Regions from separate parts of the Homo sapiens genome. Here region 2 is linked to region 1. Evidence: chromatin loops called from intact Hi-C (ENCODE). Cell type or tissue: MCF 10A. All regions are shown on one strand. Links, peaks and the distances in the headings refer to the core of each region. The heading gives the core; the rest is flanking DNA.

Region 1 (8,631 bases), core at 500-8,499:
CATTTCTGGTGCATCTAAGGACATGATCAGCTGACTCTTGAGTATTGAGTACCCTCGGACAACTACTCCATTGCCATTCACCTGGAAATGGGGCATTGTTCACTCCTAGAAAATAAGGAAAAATGAACAAGTAAACAGAAGATTCTATACATCTTCTGGGAAGCCAATTTCTTTTATTGTGCCACATTTGTTTCAGAGCAACCAAAAAAAAAGTTAATCAGGAGTGGTGCTGTGCTATTTGGGAGGCTGAGGTGAGAGGATCGCTTGAGTGCAACAGGTCAAGGCTATAGTGAGCCTTAATCGCACCGCTGTACTCCAGCCTGAGCAACAGTGAGATCTTGTCTCAAAAGCAAAATAAAGAACCAACCAACAAGCAAAATCTGCCAGGTTATTTGCAAAGGGTAAACAAAAATTCTTTTATGCAAATATTTGTTAGGTCTTCACCCTCTCAATAATTAAATACTGCTTTCACTTACACTTGAATTAGTGGAACCATTGTGGTGAAAGGAGGCCACCTGTCACCTACCACAGCCCTTTGCGCATCTGGATCAGGAATATGGCAGAGTAGGTCAGCTGGGCAGTGCTTTCTCACCAGTAAGACTCCTCGGTGATCAAGACAACTTCTTCCAGGTTCTCTTCCTGGCTTAGTCACTCTTCCGGTTATCTATTTCTGCATTACAAATGGCCCCAACACTTCATCACTGGACAATTGATTTTTGTGTCTTATGGTTCTGCGAGTTCACTGGGCTCAGCTCAGCAGTTTTCATGTGGGATCTCTTAGGTGATTGTTGTTAGATATTGGTTAGTGCTACAGTTAGCGCAAGACTCAACTGGATGCAAATACAAGATGGCTCATTTATGTGGCCGGTAGGTGATGCTAATTGTCTGCTGAGAACTCAGCTGGGACAATCAACTGGAGAGTTGATGCACGGCCTTTCCAGGTGGCTCAGGAGTCCACTTAGCATGGGGGCTGGGGTCTGAGAAGGAGTGTCTCGAGAGCAAAGTTCCAAGAGAGCTAGATGAGACCCGTAAGGCTTCTTAACTCCATGCCCGGGAAGACACAAGATGTCCCTTCCACTCTTAAGTCACTAAGGTCAGCCCCAATTCAAAGAAAAGGGAATTTGCTGGGCGCAGTGGCTCACACCTGTAATCCCAGCACTTTGGGAGGTCGAGGCAGGCAGATCACTTGAGGCCAGGAGTTCAAGACCAGTCTGGCCAACATGGTGAAACCCCGTCTCTCCTAAAAATACAAACATTAGCCAGATGTGGTGGTGCATGCATGTAATCCCAGCCACCTGGGTGGCTGAGGCACAAGAATCACTTGAACCCTGGAGGCGGAGGTTGCAGTGAGCCGAGATGGTGCCACTGCACTCCAGCCTAGGTAACAGAGGGAGACTGTCTCACAAAGGAAAAAGGAAAGGAAAAGGAAAGGGAAGGGAAGGGAAGGGGAGAGGAAAGAAAGGAAAGGGGAGAGGAAAGGAAAGGAAAGGGACTTAGACTCTACCCCTTGAAATGCATTGCAGCATTCATCTACGGGGAGGGAAGGAAATGTCGGTGTCTGCTCTCTTCAGAGGTAGTTTCCCTTGGTCACTCACTGAGTGACAGATCACAAACAACCATGCAGTGAACAAGTAGATCTTGAGCTCCTGCCTCACACAGGCCTTCAGGAAGTGTTGTGGAGCACCAAAATGCATAAGATGTGATTTCTTGACAATTAGGATTTTTTGAGGGTTGAAGAGGCAGAACTTGTGGTGGAATTGAGAAGGGGTGTTTCTTTCTCAGAGTCTCGAATCCACCTCACGGGAACAAAAGAAAGCTGACCACAAACATCTACCAGCATCCCGTGGGTACATGATGGGAGGCATCAGTGGGAGGAGTCCCGAAGGAGGACTCAGCTCAAGGCTTCCAGAAGGAAGAGGAACACAGGTGTCATCACCTGACTGAGGTTGGTGCCTCTAATTTGAGATAAGCATCTTAAAAGGGCTAAACTGAAAATGTCCTAGGAATAAGTACGTCAGCATGAAAATGACTGATTGTAAAATGCAGCAGAGAGCTTCTCCTACTAAGAGCAGGATATGTGGAGGGAATGTTCCATATGCCTAGAGGAGCAGGCCAAAGGAATTCCAGCTGCCCTCTACCCCCTATGCAACTCCTCTTGTGAATGGTGAGAATGGCGCAGACCACTCCCCATGGCCCCACCTCTGTTCCTGAGGGTAGGAGGATTCCTGTCCCCTTCATACCATCCTTGGTACTGAGAGCGATGCTGAAGAGACTGGGATGCTCATATTCTCACAAAGGGACTGCAGGGTGGTACAGATGGCTGGATGCCCAGTACTACATCCATTCTCCCCTTTTTCTTTAGTAATAGAACCACTGAACCTTAGCTGGATGAGTAATAAAACCGCTGGATAATCTTGGCCTAACATGGTGATATGATTTGGCTCTGTGTCCCCACCCGAATCTCACTTTGAATTGTAATCCCTGTAATTCCCATGTATCAAAGGAGGTACTAGGTGGAGGTAATTGGATCATGGGGTGGTTTCCCCCAAGCTGTTCTTGTGATAGTGAGTGACTCTCATGAGATCTGATGGTTTTATAAGCATCTGGCATTTCCCCTGCTTGCACTCACTCTGTCCTGGTGCGCTGTGAAGAAGGTGCCTGCTTCTCCTTTGCCTTCCACCATGATTGTAAGTTTCCTGAGGCCTCCCTGGCAATGCAGAACTGTGAGTCAATTAAACTTCTTTTCTTTATAAATTACCTAATCTCGGATATTTCTTCATAGCAGTGTGAGAACAGACTAATACGCACAGCCATTAATAGAAAAGCTACGTTTTCCAGCATGCCTTCTAACTAGGTATGGTCATGTGGCTAGGTTCTGACCAATGGAACACAGGTGGAAGTTGTTGGAGAAAACGCCTTAAAACGGGAACAGCTGCAATATCAGCTGCAAGACATTCTTTTACCTTTCCACCTGCCTGGGACCTGGATGTGGAACTGCAGTGTGCCTTGCAAACTTGAAGAGAACGACCTTGATAATGGATGGTGAAGCAAGAAAGAGGAGCCTGAGGCTGAGCGCAGTGACTCACACCTGTAATCCCAGCACTTTGGGAGGCTAAGGTGGGCAGATTGCTTGAGCCCAGGAATTTGAGACCAGCCTGGATAACGGTGAGACTCCATCTCTTGTCTCTACAAAAAAATTTTAAAAATAGCCAGGTCTGGTGGTGCATGCCTGTACTCCCAGCTACTCTGGAGGCTGAGGTGGGAGGATCACTTGAGCACAGGAGGCGGAGGTTGTAGTGAGTCATGACTGTGCCACTGTACTTCAGCCTGGGCAACAGAGTGAGACTCTGTCTTAAAAAAAAAAAAAAAGCAGAGGGGGGCTGGGTGGGGAGGCCGGGTGTGGTGGCTCATGCCTTAATCCCAGAACTTTGGGAGGTTGAGGTAGGTGGATCATGAGGTCGGGAGTTCGAGACCAGCCTGGCCAACATAGTGAAACCCTGCCTCTACTAAAAATACAAAAATTAGCCGGGTGTGGTGGCACGCACTTGTAGTCCCAGCTACTCGGGAGGCTGAGGCAGGAGAATCGCTTGAACCCAGGAGGTGGAGGTTGTGGTGAGCCAAGATGGCACCATTGCACTCCAGCCTGGGTGACAGAGCAAGACTGTCTTAAAATATATATATATATATATATATATATATATATATATATATATATATATATGAGCCTAAACACTGTTGACATTGTGGCATATTCATCTGCAGCGTGGTGGGCAGTTCCAGGACACCTGACATGTTCCCACTGCAGAAACCACACGGGTTTCTCCAGCACCACTGAGACTTGCTCAGCCTGTGTAGAGTAGCCTGGACATACTGGGGCTTTATTTTCCTGAGGACAACCCTCAACCAATGAGTGCCAGGAATCAGTGAGTAACTGCCCACCTGTTTTCCCCCCTCACCGGATAATTCTGAAGCATCTTTTACCCAGCTCTGCAGAGGATCCCTGCAGGACTGAGCCTGGTGCCCGCAGTGATCATCTGCACTTCAATGCACCTTTCCTTGGCTTTCCGCCCTGCGCCGTTTCTCACTTCTCCACTACTTGGAGTCCTTTCCAAAGAAACTATCCATACCTGAAATCTACTTTTACGTAAACCCAAGCTAAGACGGTGGAATATTGCTTCATTTTGAAGTCAGTGGGAGCAATTAAAAGCTTAAACAGGGGCTTGGATGTATGTGGATTGGCAGCTGAGGACCCCAGGGGTGGGGGCCAGAGACTGGAAACAGGTGAGTGAGGGGATGAACACCCTCCTGCCTGTGAGGGATGATGAGCATGAACCCGGGTCAGCGAAGTTCTGTCTGACCCAAGGGACAGTCAAGGTGTGACCTCGTTAATCACAGGTGTGAATAACCAGGAGGAGGGTCCTTGGGTATGTTTGGGGTTTTGATTTTTTTTTTTTTTTTTTTGAGACAGAGTCTCTCTCGCTCTATCGCCCAGGCTGGAGTGCAGTGGCACAATCTCACTGCAACCTCTGCCCCCCGGGTTCAAGCTATTCTCCTGCTTCAGCCTCCCAAGTAGCTGGGACTACAGGCATACGCCACCACACCCAGCTAATTTTTTTGTACTTTTAGTAGAAACGGGGTTTCACCATGTTGGCCAGGCTGGTCTCAAACTCCTGACTTCAGATGATCCTCACACCTCAGCCTCCCAAAGTGCTGGGATTACAGGCGTGAGCCACCGCGCCCAGGCAACATTTTTGTTTTTTAAAAAATGTTCTCTTTCCTCTGCTCCCTAGTTTTGCCTTTTCTGGGATGCTCCAGAACTCTAGGAGGACAAAAAAGCCCTTCATGTCCAACATTAGAGGAAGGCAGCATCCTCCAAAGAAGAGTGACTCACCCTGACCAGCTGGCAGAGAAGCCCAAGGCCAGGCCCTGGGATGTGGAGAGCCAGTCCCAGCCTGGTCTGGAAGGAGGCGTGCCAGGGTGGCAATGATGCATCACCCACGTGGTTTACTGGCCTTGACTAACCTGACCATGACTTAGCAAAGCTGTGAGGTTTCCCAGTCTGGGCCAATATGGGTGTGCGGGTAGAATACAGCCAGCATGGGGAGGCGAAGGCCTGAGCAGCATGCCAAAACCGGGAACTTGTGGCCTCCTTCGCCATCACCGCAGCCCCTCTCCACCCTTCCTCACATCAGCCCCTGCTTCCCCGGTCATTCCAGGGACGGGGGTCTCCAGTGCAGCCCACTCCTCGTCATGGTATTACTCCAGTACAACTCCAATCTGACCTACAGTTTTGGTGTTTGGCATGGCAGGGGCGTGATCCCTACTACATACAACCAGTGAGTCACAGACCTTTGGTCCAGTCTGTGGACTGGTCACTTCCTGTCCTTCATATGAGCTCCCACAGAACCCGGGTCCTGCTCCAGAGCCCAGGCGTTAGACAGGCCCTGGCCTTAACCCGGTTATCTCAGAGGCATCCCACATGCGTCCAGGACACCTGGGAAGCTGGTGGTAGTGAGGAGTGAAGGGCAGTAGGGGGCCTCTGCTCTGGCCCCCTGGCTTCCTGCAAGCCAGGAAAATAGGCCCCACTCACAGCCACTTCTCCCCTGCTGGCTAGCCTCAAAGAGATCATTAGAGGGACTTTGCTGCCCATAACAACAAGGACCATTGGTGAAAACAAGCAGCTCAGGGAAATGGATCATGGAAATCACAGAAACAGAGATTTCTCTGTTCCCATCCCCTAAGATCACCAGTGCCCCTGCTCCTGACAATTGGTCACCTCTCAGCCAACATCTGAGCCTCTGGTGTCCCTTCCTTGTGACAGAGTTCATGATACTCATGGGTTATTTCAATGCATTGGGAAGTTAATCTTTTTTTTTTTGAGAGATGGGGTCTTGCCATGTTGCCTAGGCTGTTCTCAAACTCGAGCTCAGGTGATCTTTCCCACCTCGGCCTCCCAAAGTGCTGGGATCACAGGTGAGAGCCACCACACCTGGCTGAGGAAGTTAGTCTTTATAATGAGACTAAACCTGCCTTCCTATATTTTTCATCTTTTCATGTGCTTATTGGATATTTGCATTTCATTCATGGAAAAAAAAAGATATCTTTTTGGTTTTTGTTTTTTTAATAGAGATGAGATCTCACTTTGTTGGCCCAGGCTGGTCTCAAACTCCTAAGCTCAAGTGATCTTCCCACCTTGGTCTCCCAAAGTGCTGGGATTACAGGCATGAGCCACCACGCCTAGCCCCTGGTATTTTTTTAATCTGTACAAGTATCTGTACTTTGGTTTTCTTTCTTACTACAAATGCTATCTTTGTTTTCAACTCTTTTTTTTCTTTGATCACCTTTTTCAAAAATGTCCATTTTATTATTTTTCCTTCATTGAATTAGCATTTGGTTTGATAAAATTTATTATTGAGTTTTGTTTTCATTTGATTTATTTTTGTTTTCATCTTTAGTAATTTTTGCTTATACTTCCTTTGGACTTATTTTGCTATTCACTTGTCAGCCTCCTAGGTAGAAAATTTAATTTACTTAATGTCAGTCTTTTTTTATTTTGAGACGGAGTTTCGCTCTTGTTGCCCAGGCTGGAGTGCAATGGCGTGATCTTGGCTCACCGCAACCTCCACCTCCTGGGTTCAAGCGATTCTCCTTCCTTAGCCTCCCAAGTAGCTGGGATTACACCCACGCCCCACCACACCCAGCTAATTTTGTGTTTTTAATAGAGATGGGGTTTCTCCATGTTGGTCAGGCTGGTCTTGAACTCTCGAACTCAGGTGATCCACCTGCCTCGGCCTCCCAAAGTGCTGGGATTACAGGCGTGAGCCACTGCACCCGGCCTGATAATGTTTTTGTTTTTGTTGTTTTTGAGATGGAGTCTTGTTCTGTTGCCCAGGCTGGAGTGTAGTGGTGCAATCTCAGCACACTGCAACCTCCGCCTCCTGGGTTCAAGTGATTCTCCTGCCTCAGCCTCCCGAGTAGCTGGGACTACAGGTGTGCGCTACCACACCTGTCTAATTTTTGTATTTTTAGTAGAGACAGGGTTTCACCATATTGGCCAGGCTGGTCTCGAACTCCTGACCTCAGGTGATCCACCTGCTTTCAGCCTCTCAAAGTGCTGGGATTACAGATGCGCACCACCACTCCCAGCCAGTCTTTCTTGTTTCGTTATCTGTGAGCCTGTGGGTATGCATTTTCCTAAGTACCACTTTGGCCACATTTTCCAGATTTTGACATGTAGCTCTCTAATTATGTTTTATTTCTAGGTTGTAATTTGTGTTTTTATTTCCCCTTGGAACCAAGAATCATTTAGAAATTTTTCCAAGTTAACAAATTTTGGGATAATTTTTTGGATTTTTGTTATAAATTCTATTTCATCATGGTCAGAGAATACACATGTATGTGTACATCTGTATGTATATGCAGCTTGTATGACTTTTCACTTTTCTGTAACTTTAATCCACCTGTCTCAGGTCTGTTCTCCGATCCCCCTCAAAGAAAGCTTAGTTCCTTTTCCACAGGATGTGCCATTAAGTATTTCATAGCAGGCCGGCCATGGTGGCTCACACCTCTAATCCCAGCACTCTGGGAGGCCGAGGTGGGCAGACCACTTGAGGTCAGAAGTTCGAGACCAGCCCAGCCAATATGGTGAAACCCCATCTCCACCAAAAAATACAAAAGTTAGCCAGGTGCGGTGGTGCACCCCTGTAATCCCAGCTACTCAGTAGGCTGAGGCAGGAGAATTGCTTGAAACTGGGAGGCAGAAGTTGCAGTGAGATGAGATCACGCCATTGCACTCCAGCCTGGGTGACAGAGCGAGACTCCATCTCAAAAAAAAAAAAAAAAAAAAAAAAAAAATTCATAGCAGCTACTTAGTGATTCCTGTTGAGGGGGATGGAGGAGGATTATGCAGTCCTCCCCTGGAGACTTTTGGTCCTCTGGGGCCTTCTTAAGCACTCAGATCCACCAGCCTCCCTTCCTCCTCCCCAGTTACTGCGTTGAGACAGGATAGGAAAAACTGCTCTAAGTTAGACATTCACAGTAGGACAGCCGTGGTGAGGCTTCACTGTCCTGGAGTCCATCTCTGAAGACACTGGAGTCTCTCAATGTCCCTCCCTCGTAACTTATGAAGGCAATATGGTGCTCAGAATGCAGGGAGCAGAGCATCTCCTCTCTCTGTCCCTGGAGACTATACTTCTCTTTATGTGCTTCAAAGCTAGTATTGTCTTCTTCATAGCTCAGTCTATAAACCAAAGCCCCAAGCCAGTGTTTCCCACATTGTATTCCATAGAATACCAGCTCTGTAGATATCAATAGGTAATATACAGTTCTGTTTAGGGACTGCTGATTATTTATTTATTTATTTATTATTTATGACAGGGTCTCACTCTGTTTCCCAGGCTGGAATGCAGTGGCACTGTCAGGGCTCACTGCAGCCTTGAACTCCCGGGCTCAAGTGATCCTCTCACCTCAGCCTCCTGAGTAGCTGGGACTACAAGCATGCACCACCACACACAGCTAATTTTTTGTATTTTTGTTTTTAGTAGAGACAGGGTTTCGCCATGTTGCCTAGTCTGGTCTTAAACTCCTGAACTCAAGCAATTGGCCTGCCTTGGCCTTTCAAAGTGCTGGGAT
Region 2 (8,631 bases), core at 394-8,393, 57 kb after region 1:
TCCATCCGGATAAATGTGGCTGAGGTTGATAAAGTCACGAGCAGGTTTAATGGCCAGTTTAAAACCTATGCTTTCGGTGGGGCCATTTGAAGAATGGGCAAGTGAGATGATCTATTCTCCCATCGTCCAATGCTGATGGCATTGCTGATGGCATTGTCTCAAATAACTTTTTTAAGACACTGTGCCCGACCCTTCTTCTGTCTTCCCATACCTACCAGCATGCAGGTTCACTGGGGGCAGACCTAGTAAGTTTGGCTTTTTTTTTTTTTTTTAGATGGATTCTTGCTCTGTTGCCCAGGCTGGAGTGCAGTGGCATGATCTTGGCTCACTGCAACCTCCACCTCCCGGGTTCAAGCAATTCTCCTGCCTCAGCCTCTCAAGTAGCTGGGACTACAGGCGCACGCCACCATGCCTGGCTAATTTTTGTATTTTTAGTAGAGACGAGGTTTTACCATTTTGGCCAGACTGGTCTTGAACTCATGACCTCAAGTGATCCGCCTGCGTCAGCCTCCCAAAGTGCTGGTATTACAGGAGTGAGCCACTGCGCCTGGCCAGTAAGTTTCTTTTTGTTCATTTGTTTGTTTTTTTTTTGTGACAGATTTTCGCTCTTGTTGCCCAGGCTGTAGTACAATGGTGTGATCTTGGCTCACTGCAACCTCCATCTCTGGAGTTCAAGCGATTCTCCTGCCTCAGCCTCTCGAGTAGCTGGGATTACAGGCATGCACCACCACGCCTGGCTAATTTTGTATTTTTAGTAGAGACGGGGTTTCTCCATGTTGATCAGGCTGGTCTCAAACTCCCGACCTCAGGTGAACCACCCGCCTCAGCCTTCCAAAGTGCTGGGATTACAGGCATGAGCCACTGTGTCCTGCCCAGTAAGTTTCTTATCCATCATTTTGTCAGTGGTGTCTAGCTCAGTGCCTGCCAGGTAGCACATGACCAATGAAGAGTGTCTGTACTAACTTATAGGAGGTGAGTTAGTGGTGCAGCCAACACTCTGGGCACAAAGGACTCGAATTCCAAGTGACCTTACAAACTAGAGACCTTATCAAAAACAGAGAATGGAAAAATATCACCTAGGGAAAGACTGAGTGTTTGATATTATGGCTCAAAAACCAATTGTGGGCTCAATTCTACAGCTAGATTAGGCTTCTTATATGGTATTTGTAAAGGGCTATAAAAAAACATCTGCAGGAAGCACGTTCACATCAATTACCTCATTTAATCCTCATACCAACCTAGGCAGTGGATAGGGCAGACGAAATTGTCTTAAGTTTACATACTAGGAAACCTAAATGTAGTTTGGTTATATGATTTCCCCAAGGTCACTGAGCAAGGCAGAGGCAGGCCAGGGACCCTGTGCCTTTTCTCGCCAAGGCTGCATGAGGTGTATAACTCATTTATTCTAGGATCAAAGAAATATTCAAACTTAAACCTTCACATCCTGCAGTACAGACACATCCCTCTTTTCTAAGGCACACATTCCTGGAGACAGCACCTGGGACCCATTCAAGACCCTGAGCCTTTTCTTGTGCCCCAGGCCCCACCTCAGACAGAGACCAAGCTGTTTGAAACAGGGAACAAGCCCAGCCGCGGTAGCTCACACCTATAATCCCAGCACTTTGGGAGGCTGAGACGGGGCGGGGGGAGGTGGGGATCACCTGAGGTCAGGCGTTTGAGACCAGCCTGGCCAACATGGAGAAACCCCGTCTCTACTAAAAACACAAAAATTAGCCAGGCGTGGTGGTGGGTGCCTGTAATCCCAGCTACTCGGGAGGCTGAGGCAGGAGAAACGCTAGAACCTGGGAGGTGGAGGTTGCAGTGAGCCAAGACTGTGCCTTTGCACTCCAGCCTGGGCAACAAGAGGGAAACTCCATCTCAAAAAAAAAAACAAAAAACAACTTTTTGTAGTATACATACAGAGAAACACACTTAAGTGTGCAGGTTAATGAAATCTCACAAAGTGAATATGCCTGTGTGCCTAGCACCCATAGCAAGACATCACACATGGCCAGCTCTTCAGAAGACCCCTGTGCCTTTGCTTAGTCACTATGCCCCCAGAGGGTGACAGTATCCCAAATTCCAACAGTTTTGTTTGCCTCTTTTCTTTAAAAACAAAACAAAACAAAACAAATTTGCTGTCATCCACTTCCTGTTTGAAACTCTTTTCTTTTTCTTTTCATTTTACCTGTCCCTCCCATTCAACCTCTTTTCTACTTTATATAACTACTGATAGATTTTTGTCCTTTTTCCTTATTTCCCCCTCAAAGACTAAGTGTGTCCATGAGGGTCTAGGTTAAATTCCCTTATTGAAAAAAGCTTCCCTCCCTTTCCTCCTTCCTTCCTTCCTTCCTTCCTTCCTTCCTTCCTTCCTTCCTTCCTTCCTTCCTTCCTTCCTTCCTTTCTTTCTTTCTTTCTTTCTTTCTTTCTTTCTTTCTTTCTTTCTTTCTTTCTTTCTGTCTTGACAAGGTCTTGTTCTGTCTCCCAGCCTGCTAGGCTGACGCGATCTCGGCTAACTGCAACCTCCACCTCCCGAGTTCAAATGATCCTCCCACCTCAGCCTCCCCAGTAGGTGGAACTACAGGCGTGCACCACGATGACTAGCTAATTTTTTTTTTTTCTTTTTGAGATGGAGTTTTGCTCTTGTTGCCCAGGCTGTAGTGCAATGGTGCAATCTCAGCTCACTGAGACCTCCGCCTCCTGGGTTCAAGTGATTCTCCTGCTTCAACCTCCCGAGTAGTTGGGAGGCACATGCCGCCACGCATGGCTAATTTTGTATTTTTAGTAGAGATGGGGTTTCACCATCTTGGCCAGGTGGCCTTGAACTCCTGACCTCAGGTGATCTGCATGCCTTGGCCTCCCTAAGTGCTGGGATTATAGGCGTAAGCCATCGCGGCCGGCTAATTTTGTATTTTATATAGACACGGAGTTTCACCATGTTGCCCAGGCTGGGCTTAGACTCCTGGGCTCAAGCCATCCACCCACCTCAGCCTTCCAAAGTGCTGGATTACATGTCTGCGCCACAGTGCCCAACCCAAAAGTCTCATTTCTATACCCTGGCACTGGAGCCTTCTGTGTTTTGCCTGTAACCTATGTTTTCCACTTGGCTTATCTGATGGTTAATTATATGTATCAACCTGTCTGGGCTAAGAGATGCCCAGATAGCTGGTAAAACATTATTTCTGGGTCTGACTGGGACGGTGTTTGCAGAAGAGATAAGCATTTAAATCAGTAGACAGAAAAGTTCCACTTTCACCCACGTGAGCAGGCATCATCCAATCCACTGTGGGTCCAGACAGAACAAAAAGGCAGGGCGAAGGCACATTTGCACCCTCTTCTGGAGCAGGGCCATTCATCTTCTCCTGCCCTTGGACATCACAGCTCCAGGAACTCAGATCTTCAGACTCAGGGTGAAGGACACCACCAGCTTTCCAGGTTCCCCAGCTTGCAGACGGCATACGGTGGGACTTCTTGGCCTTTAGAATCACGTGAGCTAATTCCTGCAATAAATCCCCTCTTTCATATCCTCTTTTTTTTTTTTTTTTTTTGAGACGGAGTCTCACTCTGTCGCCCAGGCTGGAGTGCAGTGGCGTGATCTTGGCTCACTGCAAGCTCCGCCTCCCGGGTTCAGTCCATTCTCCTGCCTCAGCCTCCCAAGTAGCTGGGACTACAGGCGCCTGCAACCACGCCCGGCTAATTTTTTGTAATTTTAGTAGAGACGGGGTTTCACCACGTTAGCCAGGATGGTCTCGATCTCCTGACCTCATGATCCGCCCGCCTCGGCCTCCCAAAGTGCTGGGATTACAGGCGTGAGCCACCGCGCCTGGCCCATATCCTTTTATATATCCCTCTATATATCCTGTTGGTTCTGTTTCTCTGGAGAACCTTGACTAATTCAGTTTCCAATTCTCCAGAACCCTGGGGGTTAATCCTGAGTTCTTTCCCTTCGCATTTCACCTCTCATCAGCGGGCAGCCCCTGTTGGTTTGGTGGAACAAGTAAAGTCATTGAGTACTAACTGAGTACTTCAGTAGTAACCGAACTGAGAACTTACTGTGTGGTAGGCACCACGTGAGGAGCTGGCATACAGAATTAAATAAACCAAGACCTCTGCCCTGGATGCACTGACAATTAGTGAGGGAGAGAAACAGAAAAACAACTTATTTCCATACATTTCTTTCTAAATGCTGTGATGCATGGAGGGAGTATACTTGCACCAGCCTAGGGACTCGGGGTGGTTCCAGGAGAGGCCAAGGTGGGACTTTCTGAGCAAGAATGATCCAGAGGACATTAAGGAGATCCAGGCAGTAGAAATGTGATGGCCTTGAGGAGCTTTTGCAGGGACAACAGAAATGGACATAGCCACACTCTCCTTATCCCCAACACCTTTTTTGAAGGGAGCAGGAGGAAGAAGAATCTGAGAAGAAAGAAAAAAATACAGTCAGAGAAGTAGAAGAACCACTAGGAAATGCAGTCACAAAGTCAAAAGAAGAGAGATTATCCTGAGAGAATACAGCTGTGCCAAATGCCTCCAGAAAATTAAGATGCATATGCAAAAGATTCCCTGGATTGTGCAATTTTGAGGGCATGGCTAATTTACCTGGGCAGTTTCAGAGGAATACAAGAATGCAGCCCAGATTGCCTGGGGTAAAGGGAGGAAGGAAGTGAGGAGGAGGAAATAAATACTGTACGTGGCTTTTTTGAGAAGCTGAGCTGAGAAGGGGAGATGATTGTGGGAACTGGGAGGATGTAAACTTTCCAAAGACAAGGGTGGTAGGGCCGAGCGTGGTGACTCATGTCTGCAATCCCAGCACTTTGGGAGGCTGAGGCGGGAGGGTCACTTGAGCCCAGGAGTTCGAGACCAGCCTGGGCAACATACCCATCTTAAGAAAAAATAAAGAAAGGGAGGTCAGCATTGAAATATGGAGGACACCCAAAGGAGGGGTCTTCAGTACTCGAGGCAGGGAAGAGAGGTCCCTCATGGGAAAGTGGGGTCGTGGATAAGGGGAGGTGGGGGATGAGGAAATGCCCTTCTCATGACCAGTTGCCAAAAATCAGGAAGCAAGGTTATTTGCTGGGAGTAGGGGAGAATGGTTAGGTAAGGAATTTGGGGTCATTCGAGGGTAAGAGGTTACTTCCATTAGCTGGGCTTCAGATCTGCCGGAGCTGCAGAGTGAACTGGGGTGGAGGAGGCAGAAGCAAACCCTGCTTCTTTGAGCCCCTTGGGCATAGATCCGTGCCCACCAGTGTGCTTTTGTGTCAGACAGATTCCAGAACTAACATTCTGAGTTCAGGGTGTGTGCATTTAAACGCTCTCTTTTTTCAAGGGGTAGGGGGTTGTGGGGGAGACAAGGTCTCACTCTGTTGCCCAGGCTGGAGTGGCACTTAATGCCACTGAGTGGTACACTTAAAAGTGGTTAAAAAGGTAAATTTTGGCTGGGCGTGGTGGCTCACACCTGTAATCCCAGCACTTTGGGAGGCCAAGGCAGGTGGATCACCTGAGGTCAGGAGTTCGAGAGCAGCCTGACCCACATGGTGAAACCCCATCTCTACTAAAAATACAAAAATTAGCCGGGTGTGGTGGCGCATGCCTGTAATCCCAGCTACTCAGGAGGCTGAGGCAGGAGAATCGCCTGAACCCAGGAGGCAGAGGTTGTAGTTAGCCAAGATCATGCCATTGCACTCTAGCCTGGGCAACAAGAGCAAAACTCTGTCTCAAAAAAAAAAAAAGTTAATTTTATTATACATATATTTTATCACAATGAAAAAAGGAATGAAATATTGAAGCACACTACAATGTAGTTGAACCTTGAAAACATGGGAAGTGAAAGAAGCCAGTCACAAAAGACCACATATTAGTATATAATTCATATAATTCCATTTATACTAAATGTTCAGAATAGTCAAATCCATAGAAAGAGAGTGAAGATTAGTGGTTGCCGGGGCTGGGGGAAGAGGAGAAATAGGAAATGACTGCTAATAGATATGGAGTTTCTTTTAGGAGTGATAAAAATGTTCTAAAATTAGTGGTACTTGTACAGCTTTGTGAACATACTGAAAACCACCAAATTGTATACTTTACAATTGTTTACTTTTTTTGTTTGTTTGTTTTTGACACTGAGTCTTGCTCTATTGCCCAGGTTGGTGCGCAGTGGTGCGATTTCAGCTCACTGCAACCTCTGCCTCCCAGGTTCAAGTGATTTTCCTGCCTCAGCCTCCCAAGTAGCCGGGACTACACGTGTATGTCACCATGCCTGGCTAATTTTTGTAGTTTTAGTAGAGACAGGGTTTCACTGTGTTCACCAAGCTGGTCTCCAACTCCTGACCTCAAGTGGTCCACCTGTGTCGGCCTCCCAGAGTGCTAGGATTATAGGTGTGAGCCACCAGGCATGGCCACAATTGTTTACTTTAAATGATATATTCTAAAATGTATACCTTAAAATGGGAGTATTATGGGTACATGAATTATATTTCAAAAAAAATAAAAGCAAGCCTGGCGGTGGAGTGGGGAGAAGCCTACGTGGTATACATGCTATACGGTGCCTATCTCATAGATCATTCAGCCATTCCCTGATCGATGGATGTTTAGGTTGTTTTCAGGTTTTTTGTTTTTGTTTTGCTACTTGAAACAATGCTTCAATGCACATCATTGAACACGCACGCACGCACACACACACACACACACACACACACACGTCATTTCAGGCAGGTCTTGGTCCTGCCACGCAGCCCTAGATCTGTTATGTCTTAGTATGAGACAGATGTAGAAAGTGTGAATTCTGCTGACATCAAGAGATGGTGCAGGCCAGGAGTGGTGGCTCACTCCTATAATCCCAGCACTTTGGGAGGCCAAGGCAGGTGGTTCACTTGAGGCCAGGAGTTTGAGACCAGCCTGGCCAACATGGTGAAACCCTGTCTCTACTAAAATTACAAAAATTAGTGGGGGGTGGTGGCAAACACCTCTAATCCCAGCTATTTGGGAGGCTGAGGCAGGAGAATTGCTTGAGCCAAGATTGTACCACTGCACTCCAGCCTGGCCAACAGAGCAAGACTCCGTCTCAAAATAAATAAATAAATAAATAAATAAATAAATAAAATGGCTTTTACAGATGAACATTTGCCATCAATTTGATGATAGGAAAGACTAACTTTGAACCCCAAGTAAGCAAAATCTTATTTTCCCCACCCCCCAAATTCTATTATTTTCATTAGTAGACCTGTATTATAAAAATATTATGCTCAATATGACTGGGCACGGTGGCTCACGCCTGTAATTCCTAGCACTTTGGGAGGCGGAGGCAGATGGATCAAGAGGTCAGGAGTTCAATACCAGCCTGGCCAAGATGGTGAAACCCTGTCTCTACTAAAAATACAAAAAATTAGCTGGGTGCGGTGGCAGGCGCCTGTAATCCCAGCTACTCGGGAGGCTGAGGCAGGAGAACCGCTTGAACTCAGAGGGAGGAGATTGCAGTGAGCCAACATCCCACCACTGCACTCCAGCCTGGGCGACAGAGTGAGACTCCATCTCAAAAAACAAAACAAAACAAACAAAAAAATATATTATGCTCAATCATTATTATATTTTGAATTTCATCAATAAGAAATCTGTGGAAATTTGTTTTCTATCATTATATAAGTACTGTCACCTTTTTTTTTTGAGACGGAGTTTCGCTCTTGTTGCCCAGGCTGGAGTACAATGGTGCGATCTCAGCTCACTGCAACCTCCACCTCCCAGGTTCAAGTGATTCTCCTGCCTCAGCCTCCCAAGTAGCTGGGACTACAGGCATGCGCCACCATGCCCGGCTAATTTTGTATTTTTAGTAGAGACGGGGTTCACCATGTTGGTCAGGCTGGTCTCGAACTCCTGACCTCAAGTGATCCACCCATCTCGGCCTCCCAAAGTGCTGGGATTACAAGCGTGAGCCACGGCGCCTGGCCCCTATCATTATATAAGTACTGTACCTATATAATGTCATCAATTTTACCTCTTGGCCCACAAAACCTAAAACATTTATTATCTAGCTCTTTCCAGAAAACGTTTGCCCCAGGTCTAGACTCCAGAGAGATGTTGAAAATAACATTGAAAAGTACTGTATGAAGATGGAATAGCCCCAAGCTACAATTACCTCTCAAAAATAACACAGCCTGGAAATGACTGAAATTTCAATCAAATTAACCAGGTCATGAAACGTTCTTGATATATTCTGCTGATTTAGTTTAGAGAAGTTAAGGGAGGAGGAAAAAAAAACCTTGTTTGTATGAGCTGTAATAGAAAGGAAGATGAATGGAAAATAAAAGGAAAAGCAACTGAAGAGGAAAAATTTGATGTATTTTTTTAATTGATGATAATGGTAAAAATAATTATGTAAAAATAATGATATCGAACACCTACATATTCATGCACTGAATAAGCACTTTATATACATTTAATCCTTGTAAGACGTTGAAAGACAGAAGTCAGAGCTATCTGCTGATACCAAAGCCAGTTTGTCAGCAGTAAAATCTCCAAAAAAAAAAGAAGAAAAAGAAGCCGAGACTAGAGATTAAGGGCCTTGAATGCTACACTGGGAAAGGTTTATTCTTTCTTTATTTAGCTATTAAATTTTTATTTATTTATTTATTTATTTATTTA

What was found. A loop is a pair of places that touch in the nucleus more often than their neighbours do. Peaks named below come from ENCODE experiments on the same cell type or tissue, not always from the same donor. Only the 100,000 strongest peaks of a DNase experiment are listed, where the experiment ranks them.
Region 2: it touches region 1 in a loop (1.9-fold over the local background); 11 of 110 quality-filtered maps call a loop at or near these places.

The regions. Positions count from the first base shown.
Region 1 is chr20:5,062,501-5,071,131 of GRCh38, reverse strand. It overlaps a transcript of TMEM230 not described here. Among named protein-coding and RNA genes, the nearest start is that of TMEM230, 46 kb to the left of the region's middle. RefSeq lists an enhancer at 4,755-5,255. In MCF 10A, for the core only: no CTCF peak of the experiment used is centred there; DNase peaks (open chromatin) are centred at 3,011 and 4,981.
Region 2 is chr20:5,005,012-5,013,642 of GRCh38, reverse strand. It overlaps a transcript of SLC23A2 not described here and the pseudogene RPS21P7. Among named protein-coding and RNA genes, the nearest start is that of SLC23A2, 7.8 kb to the right of the region's middle. RefSeq lists a promoter at 3,350-3,615. In MCF 10A, for the core only: no CTCF peak of the experiment used is centred there; a DNase peak (open chromatin) is centred at 4,652.